Regions from separate parts of the Mus musculus genome. Here region 1 is linked to region 2. Evidence: chromatin contacts called from ENCODE Hi-C or POLR2A ChIA-PET data. All regions are on one chromosome and are shown on one strand. The core of a region is the stretch at or near the end of the contact, and the rest is flanking DNA. Distances in the headings are between cores, read along the strand shown.

Region 1 (5,960 bases), core at 272-2,771, 710 kb before region 2:
GGAACTCACTCTGTAGACCAGGCTGGCCTGGAACTCAGAAATCCGCCTGCCTCTGCCTCCCAAGTGCTGGGATTAAAAGCGTGCGCCACCAGTGCCCGGCCCCCGTGGTTCCATCTTAACACGTTTAGAGCAAGTGCTCATTACCTACTAAGTGCTCACAGGACTTCAGGGTGGGCCACTCTGAAGTGGGAAAACATGGGAGATCAGGGCTGTGGGTTTTGGTGCTTGCTTCTAAGTCTGACGACCTGAGTTCAATCCCCTGGACCCACATGGTGGAAAGAATCAGTTTCCACAGGTGTCCGTCCTCTCACCTCCATACACTCGCCAAAGCGCTCCTGCCCACAACAAACAAACATTCTTTAAAAATCTGGTATCAGGCTTAGCTTTGTGGTTGAGCATTTCCCAGCAAGCTGGACTTTTGACAGCCTCCCTTCCCACCTAGGATCACCCAGAACATAAAAGTTTCAGACAAACAACATTTCTTTGTGTAGTTGTCAGAACATACCAGTATATCTGAAATTCATTTAATCAGTGGCTTTATTTTTTGAGGCCTATTTGTTATTTAACGATGTGTAAGCTTTGGTGTCGGGCATATTTAGCATCCCCTGGCTCTGGAGTTACTGGCAAGTGTAGGTGCAGGAACCGAACCCTGGTCCTCGAGAAGAGCTACAAGTGTTATTAACCGCGGGGACATCTCAACAGCTTGGCCCACCCTTTTTTGACACAGTGTCTTGGAAGCCCGGGGTGATCATGAACTTGCTATGTGGCCTCTGAGGATGCCTTTGAAATCCCGATCTTTCTGCCTCTTGAGTGCAGGGCTGGTAGCTCCGTGCTGGGCCAGCGATCTACTGATTGAGTCACACCAGTCGTGCCCTTTAGCGGGACTCTTTTATTCCATTTATCTGTGTGTGCGAGGTGACGCTTGTCCGCATTGGTGTACAACTTGTGGCAACACCTTTATATGCAGTGAGTGCCTCAAGATTGTGTTTATTTGATAAATTTGGCACCTGAATCCTTATCCTTTTATGGAAGCTGTATTGTAGTAATAAGGGTTGTGTGGGAGCAGAGGGCAGTAATATGTTTTCAGAACCTGAACTGTATGTGCAAAGGCCCTGGGGGCAGGCAGGACCTGCTATAATTACTTACATTCCAGTTGGGGTACTTGAGGTATTGTTCTCAGGTATGTCACTCAGCCAGGTCCTCCCTCTCGCACCCGGCTCAGAATCCACCCCTTTGACCTCAATACTTTGTAGATGGGTAAACAGACTGAAGGGCTGAGGGTGGAAGAAAGTTCTTCTCAGTGTCGGCCTGAACAAGCACGGTAGATCCAAGTGGGCGGGCAAGAAGGAAGCGTACAAAAAAAGAAAGAAAGGAAGGAAGGAAGGAAGGAAGGAAGGGAGGAAGGAAGGAAGAAAGAAAGAGAGAAAGAAAGAAGAAAAGGAAAAACACTCGGGCGGGGACCGGAAGCAGAGATGAGGCGGGGGTGGGAGTGGGGGTGGGACTGAGTGACTGAGAGTGACCGCGCTGAGACTAGGAAGAAGAATTGAGGTTTGGCTTGGGCGGGGACGACAAGCAAGTGGAGCGCAGGGACGGCGGGCTGCGCGGGCGGGCGAGAGAGGCCTTTGTCTCCTCCTCCGGCGCGCTCGGTGGTGCCACTCCGGTCCTCATGAGCCCGTGGCCCCCCAGCGCCCGGGCGTCCCGCGGCCCCTAACCTGCCCTGTCCTCGCCATGGCCGAGGCGGCTTCGGGCGCCGGGGACGTGACCCTGGAGGGGGAGCGGGGCAAGAGGCCCCCTCCCGAGGGCGAGCCTGCGGCGCCTGCGTCTGGAGTACTGGGTATGTTTGCTGCGGGTGGCACCGAGACAGGTGTACAGGGTGCAGGCAGGGGCTGCAGGAGACGCCGTTCAGGGTCACACACCCTAGCGTGTGGCCCAGAGGCTGCTCCTCGTAGTGCTGCAGCTGCGGCGCAGGGCGCGGGGTTGGTCAATGGGTCTGCACCGGGGGTCCCCAGTGCAGGAACGTGGACACGCCCCTCTGATGGCCCCAGCCTGGCCCGTGTGAGCCTCGCCACCTGGAGACTCCCAGCACAGGGAAACAGGGCGATTAGGGTCCTGGGTTCAAATCCCATATTGGCTGGGTGACCTTGAGCTCGTGGATAGTCTCTGGGCCTCAGTTTGGTGACCTGTGAAATGGGAGGAAGGACTGCACTCTGCGCCTGCTTTAAGGACCGTTCTTTCATACCAAGAAGCACTCAAGGCAGCTTGTGGGCACCCCACCAATTGTGGTTTGGGAGGCAGGGTTGGGCCTCAACCATGAGTAAGATTCTTAAGGCAGGACCTAGGGGGAAGGGCCTGGCTGATGCAGGAGAGAAGAGAGCAAGCCCAGGCTATGGGTGCCTAGCCCTTGAGAGCTCTAATGAGGGCCGAGTCAGTCCCTGAAGGGGCCTGATCTCAGCCCAGCCTGCCACGCTGCCCCATAGATAAACTATTTGGGAAGAGGCTCCTGCAGGCTGGCCGCTACCTGGTGTCCCACAAGGCATGGATGAAGACAGTGCCCACTGAGGACTGCGACGTGCTCATGACCTTCCCAGGTATCCACACCTGTCTGCCATGGGCCCGGATGCTGCCTTTACCGCCTCGGTGGAAATGTGGAGGCCCTTGTGGGCACCTCTCGAGGCAAGACCCATTGGCCCCTATGCCCCTTGGCAGACACCACTGATGACCACACGCTGCTGTGGCTGCTGAATCACATCCGGGTGGGCATTCCCGAGCTGATCGTGCAAGTTCGCCACCACCGCCACACGCGTGCCTATGCCTTCTTTGTCACCGCCACATACGAGAGGCGAGTCCCCTGCCTCTACCTCCCTCTGGCCCTGTCACCCGGCTCCTTGCCCCTCTGAAGACCAACTGTGCTAACTATTCGTTTGTCCTAAGATGTGGCTCTCGCACAGTCCTTAGCTTGGGAATGGTAAGCCAGGAGTCCCATGGTGAGCCCACTATGCCCTGTCCTGCCCGCAGCCTGCTCCGTGGGGCCGATGAGCTGGGTCTGCGCAAGGCCGTGAAGGCCGAATTTGGAGGGGGCACCCGCAGCTTCTCCTGCGAAGAGGACTTCATCTACGAGAATGTGGAGAGCGAGCTACGCTTCTTCACATCGCAGGTGACCGCCCTGCGCCCATGTCTCTGCGCCTACAGCCCTCGTACCTAGCTCACACTCATCTCCCCACAGGAGCGGCAGAGCATCATTCGCTTCTGGTTGCAGAACCTTCGAGCCAAGCAGGGGGAGGCTCTGCACAACGTGCGCTTCTTGGAGGACCAGCCAATCAGTGAGCAGGGCGAGCCCGCCATCCAATCACTTGCAGAGAGCTGGGCGTGTCTGTTAGAAAATGGGTGCAAAGGGCGTGGCTTAATGGCAACCAATCAGTGGCTAGGAAAAATTTGAGCGCCCAATGAACCCAGAGAGTGTAGCCTCTTTCTGATACCTAGTGCAAGCATGGGTGAGGTGGTCCAGGCCAGGCTTTTACATAGGTCTCTGAGAAGGTGTGGGCAGGACCATGGACAGCACCCATGGGCTAGGTGGTGAGGCATACTGGGAAACCAGGTCTCACAAGTTCAGTCTCTACAACAACCTGTGTCATTCCTTAGACATTTAGATCCAGAAAGGGAGGGGGCTGTTAAACTCTAAAATACACTTGGTAGGTAGGTGGGGACATGCCTGTGATTTTCCAGTCACAATCTGTTAGTTCAAGACCAGCCTGGGCTACATAGAAAGACTCCCAACCATCCCTGCCCTTCTCAAATTCATCTCCAGAGAATGTGGGTTACCACACCCAGCTTATGCCATACTGGGGATGGAACCCAGGGCTTTGAGCATGCTAAGCAAAGCAATCTACCAACCAAGTCACATTCCCAGTCTTTGATGGGCTTAAGAGAAGACAGAAAAACTATGACTTTGGTTCCAGCCAAGGTTTGTTGCCAACTCTGGTCAGATAGTACAGGGCCAGGGATCACTCACTCCTCCTCCTGCAGTTCCGGAGCTGGCTGCACGAGGCATCATACAGCAGGTGTTTCCAGTTCACGAGCAGCGTATTCTGAATCGTCTCATGAAGTCCTGGGTGCAGGCCGTGTGTGAAAACCAGCCTTTAGGTGTGGCTTTGTGGCTGAGGAGTGGGCTGGGGTTCCAGGAGACACTTAGAGGTGACCCAGACTCCCTTTTCTCCTGGCAGATGATATCTGTGACTATTTTGGGGTGAAGATTGCCATGTATTTTGCCTGGCTGGGCTTCTACACATCGGCAATGGTTTATCCTGCAGTTTTTGGCTCTGTTCTGTATACATTCACTGAGGCTGATCAGGTACTAGGAAGCGCTGGGCCAGGACTGTGGGTGGCCTAGGAGACCTTCCTCCATAATCTGGCTATGTCGATGACTTGGCTTTCTTCTGCTACCTACAGACAAGCCGGGATGTTTCCTGTGTGGTCTTCGCTCTCTTCAATGTGATCTGGTCAACACTGTTCTTGGAGGAGTGGAAACGGAGGGGGGCAGAGCTAGCCTACAAGTGGGGTACACTAGACTCACCTGGGGAGGCTGTGGAGGAGCCACGTCCCCAGTTCAGGGTCAGTCTGGGGCTGAGGCTTGGTTTTCAACGAGGTTGTAAAGGAGGAATGCTATGTTGGGGAAGGCATTTGTGTGTGTGTGTGTGTGTGGTGGAGGGGCCGGGATGAAGGGTCTCTAGGCCTAGTTAGGTAACGTCAGAGAAGTTTGTGGGCCAGGGAGGCTTGTGACAGGATGGGAGGAAGGTGGATTTGAGGTTTGAGAAGGGTGCATAGAGGAGTGTTTCTTGCCAGAGAAAAGGCATGGCTGAGGAAAATTGGGCTCCTATGATCAGGAAGTGGGTATGGCCCCTGGTCTCACTGCCTTTTCTGCTGGCTGCCAGGGCATCCGGCGCATCAGCCCCATCACCCGGGCTGAGGAGTTCTACTACCCACCCTGGAAGCGATTGCTTTTCCAACTACTTGTCAGCCTGCCTCTGTGCCTGGCCTGTCTTATCTGTGTCTTTATACTGATGCTTGGCTGCTTCCAGCTGCAGGTGATGCCTCACCTCTACTCTCCCCTAGCCCCTCCCACCAAGCACCAGGTCCAGCTTCACGCTGCTGATTCTCCTACCTTGTTCTGTCTCTTTTAGGAGCTAGTCTTGAGTGTGAAGGGTCTGCCCCGCCTGGTTCGCTTCTTGCCCAAGGTTATGCTAGCCCTGCTGGTCAGCGTGAGTGCTGAGGGCTACAAGAAGTTAGCTGTGTGGCTAAATGACATGGGTATGTGCTGGCAGGGGAGGCCCTCACCATTCCGATGATCCCCATAACCCTCTGTTGGGGCAGGGTGGCCCCTCACTCACCTCCTCGGTCCCTAGAGAATTACCGGCTAGAGAGCACCTACGAGAGGCACCTTATCATCAAAGTCGTCTTGGTAAGTGAACACGCATGTGCAAAGAGGCTAGGAGGATGGGAGAGAGAGGGGGCTGGGGGATCAGCGGGGCAGGACTGCAGGATGACCCTAGCTGCCTGCCTCCCAGTTCCAGTTTGTCAACTCGTACTTGAGTCTGTTCTACATCGGCTTCTACCTCAAAGACATGGACCGCCTAAAAGAGGTGAGGGCCTGTGCACCGTCCCAGGGGCAGCACCCTGGCCCCTTGGGGATGGACCCCTGTAAGGGGTCCAGGGCTCTCCAGCCCCTCCCTCCTGTTCTCCATCCTTCTCTCCTTTTTGTCCGTCTGTCCATGTGTCCTTTCTCTGCCTGTCGTTCCCCTCTCCCATCTGTCCGTCCACCTGTCCGGTTGGTCCCTCCACAGCTCCTGCTACTCCTGTCCCTGACCCAGAGCCTCGAGCGGCAGTTGCAGGCGGTGCTGGTCCCGCTCGCGGCCCTGCGGTTCCGCCTGCTCCTCCTGTCCCTCCGGGGTCTCCTGCTCGTGGCC
Region 2 (6,246 bases), core at 2,027-4,526:
TTGGCCCCACCGCTAGGAGGGGGACACTGACCAATTCCTGTTGCCCACAGACACAGCATCCCCACCCAATGTGTCCCCAAGCTCCAGCAGCCCCGCTTCTCCAGCCACTGGTCACACCCGTCCCAGCTCCCTGCATGGCCTGGCAGCCAAGCTCGGACCACCTCGTCACAAGAGCGGTCGCCGCAAGTCCACAAGCAGTATCCCTCCATCTCCGCTGGCCTGCCCGCCCGTGCCCACGCCCCCGCCACGCTCACCATCCCCCCTTCCGGGGCACATCCCCATACCCGCCCGGTCTCCTAGGCTGCGTAGGGGCCAGTCAGCCGACAAGCTGGGCCTAGGCACCAGTGAGAGGCTGGATGGGGATGGAGGCCGGCGCGCCCGGGGGGCCGAGGCTGAGCTGGTCGTCATGAGGAGGCTGCATCTATCAGAGCGTCGGGATTCCTTCAAGAAGCAGGAGGCAGTGCAGGAGGTGAGCTTCGATGAGGAGCCTGGGCCGCCTCGCGGGGTGCCGAAGATCGCTGTGCAGGGTGCAGAGGCCACACCTGGAACCCCAGGACATGCCAGGAAAGACTGACCACCTCTGGCTGCAGTTCCTTATGCAGCTATCATCTTCACCAAGTCACACCTAGATGGGGTGCAGCTATCAGCCTGGGACTCGGCCGAGGGTGCCCCCTTCCCAGGAAGGGCTGGGATGGGGGTGCCAGTGACTTGTAAATAGCAAGCCCTCGCGACTAATTTATTACTTTTTATAAGCAATAGCCAGGCTGGCCCGCCTGGTGGACTCGGCTGTCTTGTCCTTGGCCCCTGGAGCACAGCCTACAGACCCTGTTCTCTGGGTCAAGGCAAAGCACTTTGGGCAACTTCTGTGTTTTCTAGTTTGTCCTTTCCGTGTGTGTGTGTGTGTGTGTGTGTGTGTGTGTGTGTGTGTGTGTGTGTGTGTGTGTATGTGTATGTCCATCCCATTCCCAACCCAAGACCCACTTGAAGGCACACAAAAGCTGGTCCCTACTGAGTTTTGACAGAATTTGGAAGCTGCACCCTAAAGCAGGCGGATCACCAATTCTGTGGCAGGCTATACTCTGAAGACTACCTTCTGTGTCTGAATAGCTCTCCTCAGACTGTCCTTACTCCACTCTGCCTGTGATCCTGCATGCTTCAGTTTAGGGGAAGTATGGGAACAAAGGACTTGGGGGATGAGGAATGCTCTGGTTTGAGGCAGAATAGCCCATATACCTTGCAGGAAGTAACTGACAGACCTAAGGGCCATCAAGGTGGGGAAGGTGTCCACTGCAGGGTGGGACAAAGCACTTGTCCCAAGTGAGGACCATGCCTGACCACCAACCCCTGCACCACAAAGTCTATGCCCATGTGCACGAGGCCCAGCATGGTGAGTGCCAGAGGACCGAGTGTGGACCCCAGCTATGCTGTGTAATTCTAGAGGAGTGTCTTTCCCATTCTGTGCCTCTTTACAGGACTAACCCCAGTGACTTGCACACTTCATGTGCACTGAGCACACCTGAATTCCCCCCAGCTTTGTGTGATCCAAGAAGCTGAGGTTCCTAAGGCCAGAGGCATGTCCCACAATGGTCCAGTAAGAGTGGCAGCCCAGGACAGGCTCTCCTAGCCCTACTGTGAGCATGGCCATGGGGGAGCCCAGACTCCCATGCTGTGTGATCTAGCAGCCATGTAGTAGGTTGCCAGTGGTGCAGCTCTACACACTCCACGAGGGGAATTCGCAGGCACTCAAACCCTCTGCACCTCCCTGACTCGCAGCCAGTACCTTCTGCTGGAAGGGAGACCAAGGCTGTGCATGAGTAGCCCTCTACCCATCTTGGAGCTGGCATCAAATAAAGTCCCATGAAGACATCTGATACTGGTGTGTGCATTTGTGAGTGGCTGGGGGTAGGGAAAAACTGATGGCTCGATATCATCTAAGTGAGTTTTGTTGGCTGTATAGGGGTTTGGTTAAACACTTAATCCAAGCCAGCCTGCATCCCAGCTACCTAGCAGGCTGGGATCCTGGCTAGGGCAATAGGGCAAAATCTCATCTCTAAAATGAAGTGTTTCCAGGCATGGCTGTATACACATGTAATCCTAACACTTGGAGGTGGGGGCGTGGGGAGGCACGAAGCAGAAGGATCATGAGTTCAGATACAGCCTGGGCTAATAACAAGACCCTGTTTCAAATAATAAAGCCAAAGGAATCAATGATTAAAAGCACTGGCTGCTCTTCTAGAGGACCCAGGTTGTATTCCCAGCACCTACATGGCAGCTCACAGCCGTAACTCAAGTTCTAGAGCATCCGATGTCTCTTCTAACTTCCACAGACACCAGGTACTCACAAGGCGCACAGTTGAACATGAAGAAAAACACAAAATCTTAAAAAGGAAAAATCCAAAACGCTGGGCGTCATAGCTCTTGCTTTTAATTCCAGTCGGGTTATACGCGGCTGTAATTTACTGAACCTGGATCCTGTGCAAGAGCAGTGAGCATGCTTAACTGCCGAACTCTCGCTGCAACCCCTCCGTCCCAATTTTCTACCCTAGTCTTTGCGGTGAGCTAAAATAGATAAATGAATCCCTCGGAAATCAGCCGAACAAGCTCGGCAACTTCTGGTTCTCTCCGTCTCGCCAGAGTCTGTCCGTATTTCCGGAAACAATCTCGCTTCCGGACGCTGATAAGCCGCATTCTCGCGCGTGTTGGGCCGGAGACACTTCGGCTGTTTCCGGACGCCTAGGGTTGTCATGGCAGTGCCTTCGCCTTCCATTCCTTCCACCAGCGGCTCTCCATTGAGGGTACAGCTGCCGAGCTCGTCCAGTGGACCTTCGGCAATTTCCGGAAGCTATCGGCGGCCTCCGAGTCAACTCCCAAGGCCTGGAGTTGAGGTCGTTCGGTTCCTCCCAGACACATTCCGCGGTCTGGCAGGTTCACGACTTCGTAAAAAACACAAACAAACCCCTGTTATGGCACGTTCTGCTGCTTCCGGAATGGCTCGGGTATCTCAGAGTCCCAAGTCCACCGAGCCCAGCTTCGGACCGAATGCGTTCCCGACCCTTCCGCTTTCTAGTGTTTTCGTGAGCCTCCGACGGCCGTGCTCGGCTGTCTCCGACCAGCCTCGGCTGTCTCGTGGCAAAGCCCAGCCTCCCATTCCCGCGGGAGCACACTCGGCAGCTTCCGGAGGCTTGCCCGCGTGCCTCGGTCTTCGGGCTCCGCCTCGTGTGGGGGGAAAGGCCCGCCCTCCCGACCCGAGTGCGCTCGGCTATTTCCGCCTGGGGGCGGGCCCGAAGGCTTGGAACCGCGGCGACGGTGGCTGACGCAGGGATCCCGCGGCTGCGGCGACGGCGGCGGCGGTCGTGGTGGTGGCGACGGCGGCCGGAGTGGGTGAGTCGATGGTGGTGGGGAGGACCCGAGGAGAGAAGGAGCCGCACAAAACCGGGCTCCGAGCTGAGCGTGGGGCTGTGCAGCCTGCGGGGTAGAGACAGGGTCTCTAAGGCCGGGAGGTCCCCGCCCGCAACGGGGCGGAGAGCGGGACACGACCCCGGATCCGGCCACTTCCGTCGTCCAGGGGTCTTCGGGGTGCACGAGGGTCTAGGGGCCCGTCTGTGTGAGCACACAGACTATGCGTGCATCGTAGGCCCCTCCTTTTGCATTGGGGGTTCCGCGATACCCTCCCCCCATGGTGTGCAGACGTGCTCGGCACGGGGGCGGGCAGACGGGTGGCTTTCTTAGGAGAGGCCTCTCCGACCCTCAGTTTCCCTACCTATAACATGCAGGCCACAAGAGGCCGGACAGTGAGTCACACCGGATACCCTGGACCACAAAGCCTTAAGTCCCTCTAGGACACCTGCACCGGGTCCCCGAGATCTGGGGATGAAGCCCAGACCCTCCCCTTGGCACGCTAAACGCCTTTTTCATGGCTTCTTTCTGAAAGCCTCTGCATCCTAGACAGGCGTCTTCCACCATCGGGCCTTTGCAGGAACCGGTCTGTCTATGCATTGCCCTGTCCCTATACGAGGACCTGTCAGCCTTGCTCCCCCAGGAGGATGCACAGAAGACCCAACTGCAGGCTGGAATGGGGACCCAGGCTAGGACCCAATGTGGGGTGTCCAGCTCCTGTCCCCATCCTACTGTGGCACTAAGGTGACCATGGTTCTTCTTGACACCTCCCCTCTCTTGCATCACCAGAGAGCCCCAGGCTAAGGCAAGCTGGGGACACCCCTGCACCCTGTCTCAACCTCCCCTGCAGGAACCAAGGCTTCTGTTTCCTTGGATGCCCACCCAGGCCACAGCTCTTGATAGGCCATGTCCACTGCTCAGGTGTTCAACCCCTTCTTGGGGTTCCCCAATAACCCCAAGTCTAACTGGCCATGTGGTCACTGTCTTTGTTCCTGCCTTGAACTTGGGTGCATCTGTGGTTGGCTTCCTCCTGATGAGTGGGGTTCTTCAGAGAGCTCTGAACTTCAGTTCCCACAACCCTAGTGGGGACAGCAAAGCATTCAGCTCCCAGCACCCCGAAGAAAGGCTGTCAGTGTGGCCTCTCGGATGGGGAGACTAATCAGTAGTGGGACAGGGGCCAGCCCCAAGGTCACTGGGGGATTCTGTCCTGGCTCACTCCGCCTTGTCCATGTCCTTTAGGCTGGTGTTCCCGGCTGAGCATGGTAGCAGCCTGTGGTCTGGGTCCCTTCGTCTGGTGTCAGGCACATCTTGAAGAGCCAGTAAGCCTGGGCACCCACAGCCCAGCTAATGAAGGAGTGATCCACCTATCCCAGCTTGACCATCTGATGGGTGACACAAGCCAAATAATTTGAGAAAACACCAGGAACATCATTGCACAGGTGACTAAATGGTGGCCTCTGTGACAGATGGCCATCTAGGCATGTGCGGCCCCCGAGGTCGCCTGTGACTTCTGGAAGTAGAGGTCTACAAGCCCACCACACAGGCCGCACCAGCCCATGGGGTCCCTAGAGCCCCGGGGAGCCAGCTGACGGTCCAGAACCCCCCAGGCCAGCCATGGCAGGAGCCGAGGGCTTCCAGTACAGGGCTGTGTACCCATTCCGCCGGGAGCGGCCTGAAGACCTGGAGCTGCTCCCTGGGGACCTCCTGGTGGTGAGCCGGGTGGCCCTACAGGCACTTGGTGTGGCTGATGGAGGAGAGCGCTGCCCACACAATGTGGGCTGGATGCCTGGCTTCAACGAGCGCACCCGACAGCGAGGGGACTTCCCCGGGACATACGTGGAGTTCCTAGGACCCGTGGCTCTGGCTCGACCAGGCCCTCGCCCACGGGGGCCCCGTCCGTTGCCCGCCAGGCCCTTGGATGGATCTTCTGAGTCAGGTGAGCAGACACCGTGGAGAAGGAATGAGTCCACTCAGACTGTTCTGTGGTCTCTTTTCTCTGGTGAATGTAGGGTACTTGTGTTGGGACGCTGCTGTCAGTGAGCTCACCCCTGGAGCCAGGTCCTGGTCAGGCTTCTTATTCAGGAAGTGAGAATGTGTCACTCTGGTGACCAGAGTGGTGAGGAGTTGAGGGCTTAGGCCCTCCAGGCACAGAGCACAACTCCTGCAAAGGCCCCTATGTGAGCTTCTAACCTTGTTCTTACTGAGCCATAATGCCAGAAAAGGTGGGATGTCTGGCCTTAGTGTGCTGCAGAGTGGGAGGCAAGGACCCCACAAACCTGTTGAAGACAATCAGGCAGCCGGAAGTGGAGGTGCATGCCAGTAATCCCAGCATTGAGAAGGCTGAGGCAGGAGGATCACAGAATGTTCTAAGACTAGCTATGTGGCTTCGATGTCTAATGCAGACAGTTACATGGCTGTAGCCCCTCACTTGGGGTGGGTGGATCTGCAGCACAGCTGAGGCCTGGGAGGTTGGCTCAGGCCACGCAGCATCTGGCGTCCCCAGAGCCCAGGCCTGGCCCTGAGAGCTGCAGGGCCCCAGCCCATCCGGGCTCACAGCCAGAGCCTGTGGCTGCCCCAGTAACAGCCGCCTCCCTCCCCAGGCTGGCCAAGGTCCAGCCATCTCAAATGCCCCGCCTCACCCTCAAACCTTCAGGACTGAGGGCGGCCCTCTGCAGGCTCAGTTTCCCCACCAGCAAAGGCCGCACCTCCGAGTCCTGAAGAACCACCTGGAACCACTCAGCCAGCTCCTCCTGCATCTCGAAGGGGGTGAGGCTTTTACCAGTGGGGCCTCCGTTTGGCATTGGGGTCCCTGGCTGTTGTATCCGCCCTCCCCTGCTGGCAGGGTGCTGC

Evidence for each region. A loop is a pair of places that touch in the nucleus more often than their neighbours do. ChIA-PET counts read pairs that join two places held with the same protein, here RNA polymerase II (POLR2A).
Region 1: a map of regulatory T cell shows a loop between it and region 2 (2.6-fold over the local background). The contact joins the promoter of Ano8 here to the promoter of Pik3r2 in region 2. A Hi-C loop is called at or near these places in 1 of 37 maps with a recorded cell type or tissue (regulatory T cell). POLR2A ChIA-PET finds 5 or more read pairs at or near these places in 1 of 5 experiments (Patski).

What each region holds. Positions count from the first base shown.
Region 1 is chr8:71,481,628-71,487,587 of GRCm38, reverse strand. Ano8 (anoctamin 8) reads left to right here and starts at 1,521. Exons shown (of 17, transcript NM_001164679.1): 1 at 1,521-1,834; 2 at 2,478-2,588; 3 at 2,707-2,839; 4 at 3,016-3,154; 5 at 3,224-3,320; 6 at 4,024-4,140; 7 at 4,221-4,348; 8 at 4,447-4,608; 9 at 4,929-5,081; 10 at 5,178-5,304; 11 at 5,400-5,455; 12 at 5,562-5,636. The coding sequence starts at 1,729. It also overlaps a transcript of Gtpbp3 not described here.
Region 2 is chr8:70,773,742-70,779,987 of GRCm38, reverse strand. Pik3r2 (phosphoinositide-3-kinase regulatory subunit 2) reads left to right here and starts at 3,276. Exons shown (of 16, transcript NM_008841.3): 1 at 3,276-3,381; 2 at 4,636-5,332. The coding sequence starts at 5,011. It overlaps 2010320M18Rik (RIKEN cDNA 2010320M18 gene), which reads right to left and starts at 3,126. Exons shown (of 1, transcript NR_029440.1): 1 at 2,382-3,126. Mast3 (microtubule associated serine/threonine kinase 3) reads left to right here. Exons shown (of 26, transcript NM_199308.2): 26 at 51-1,871. The coding sequence ends at 574.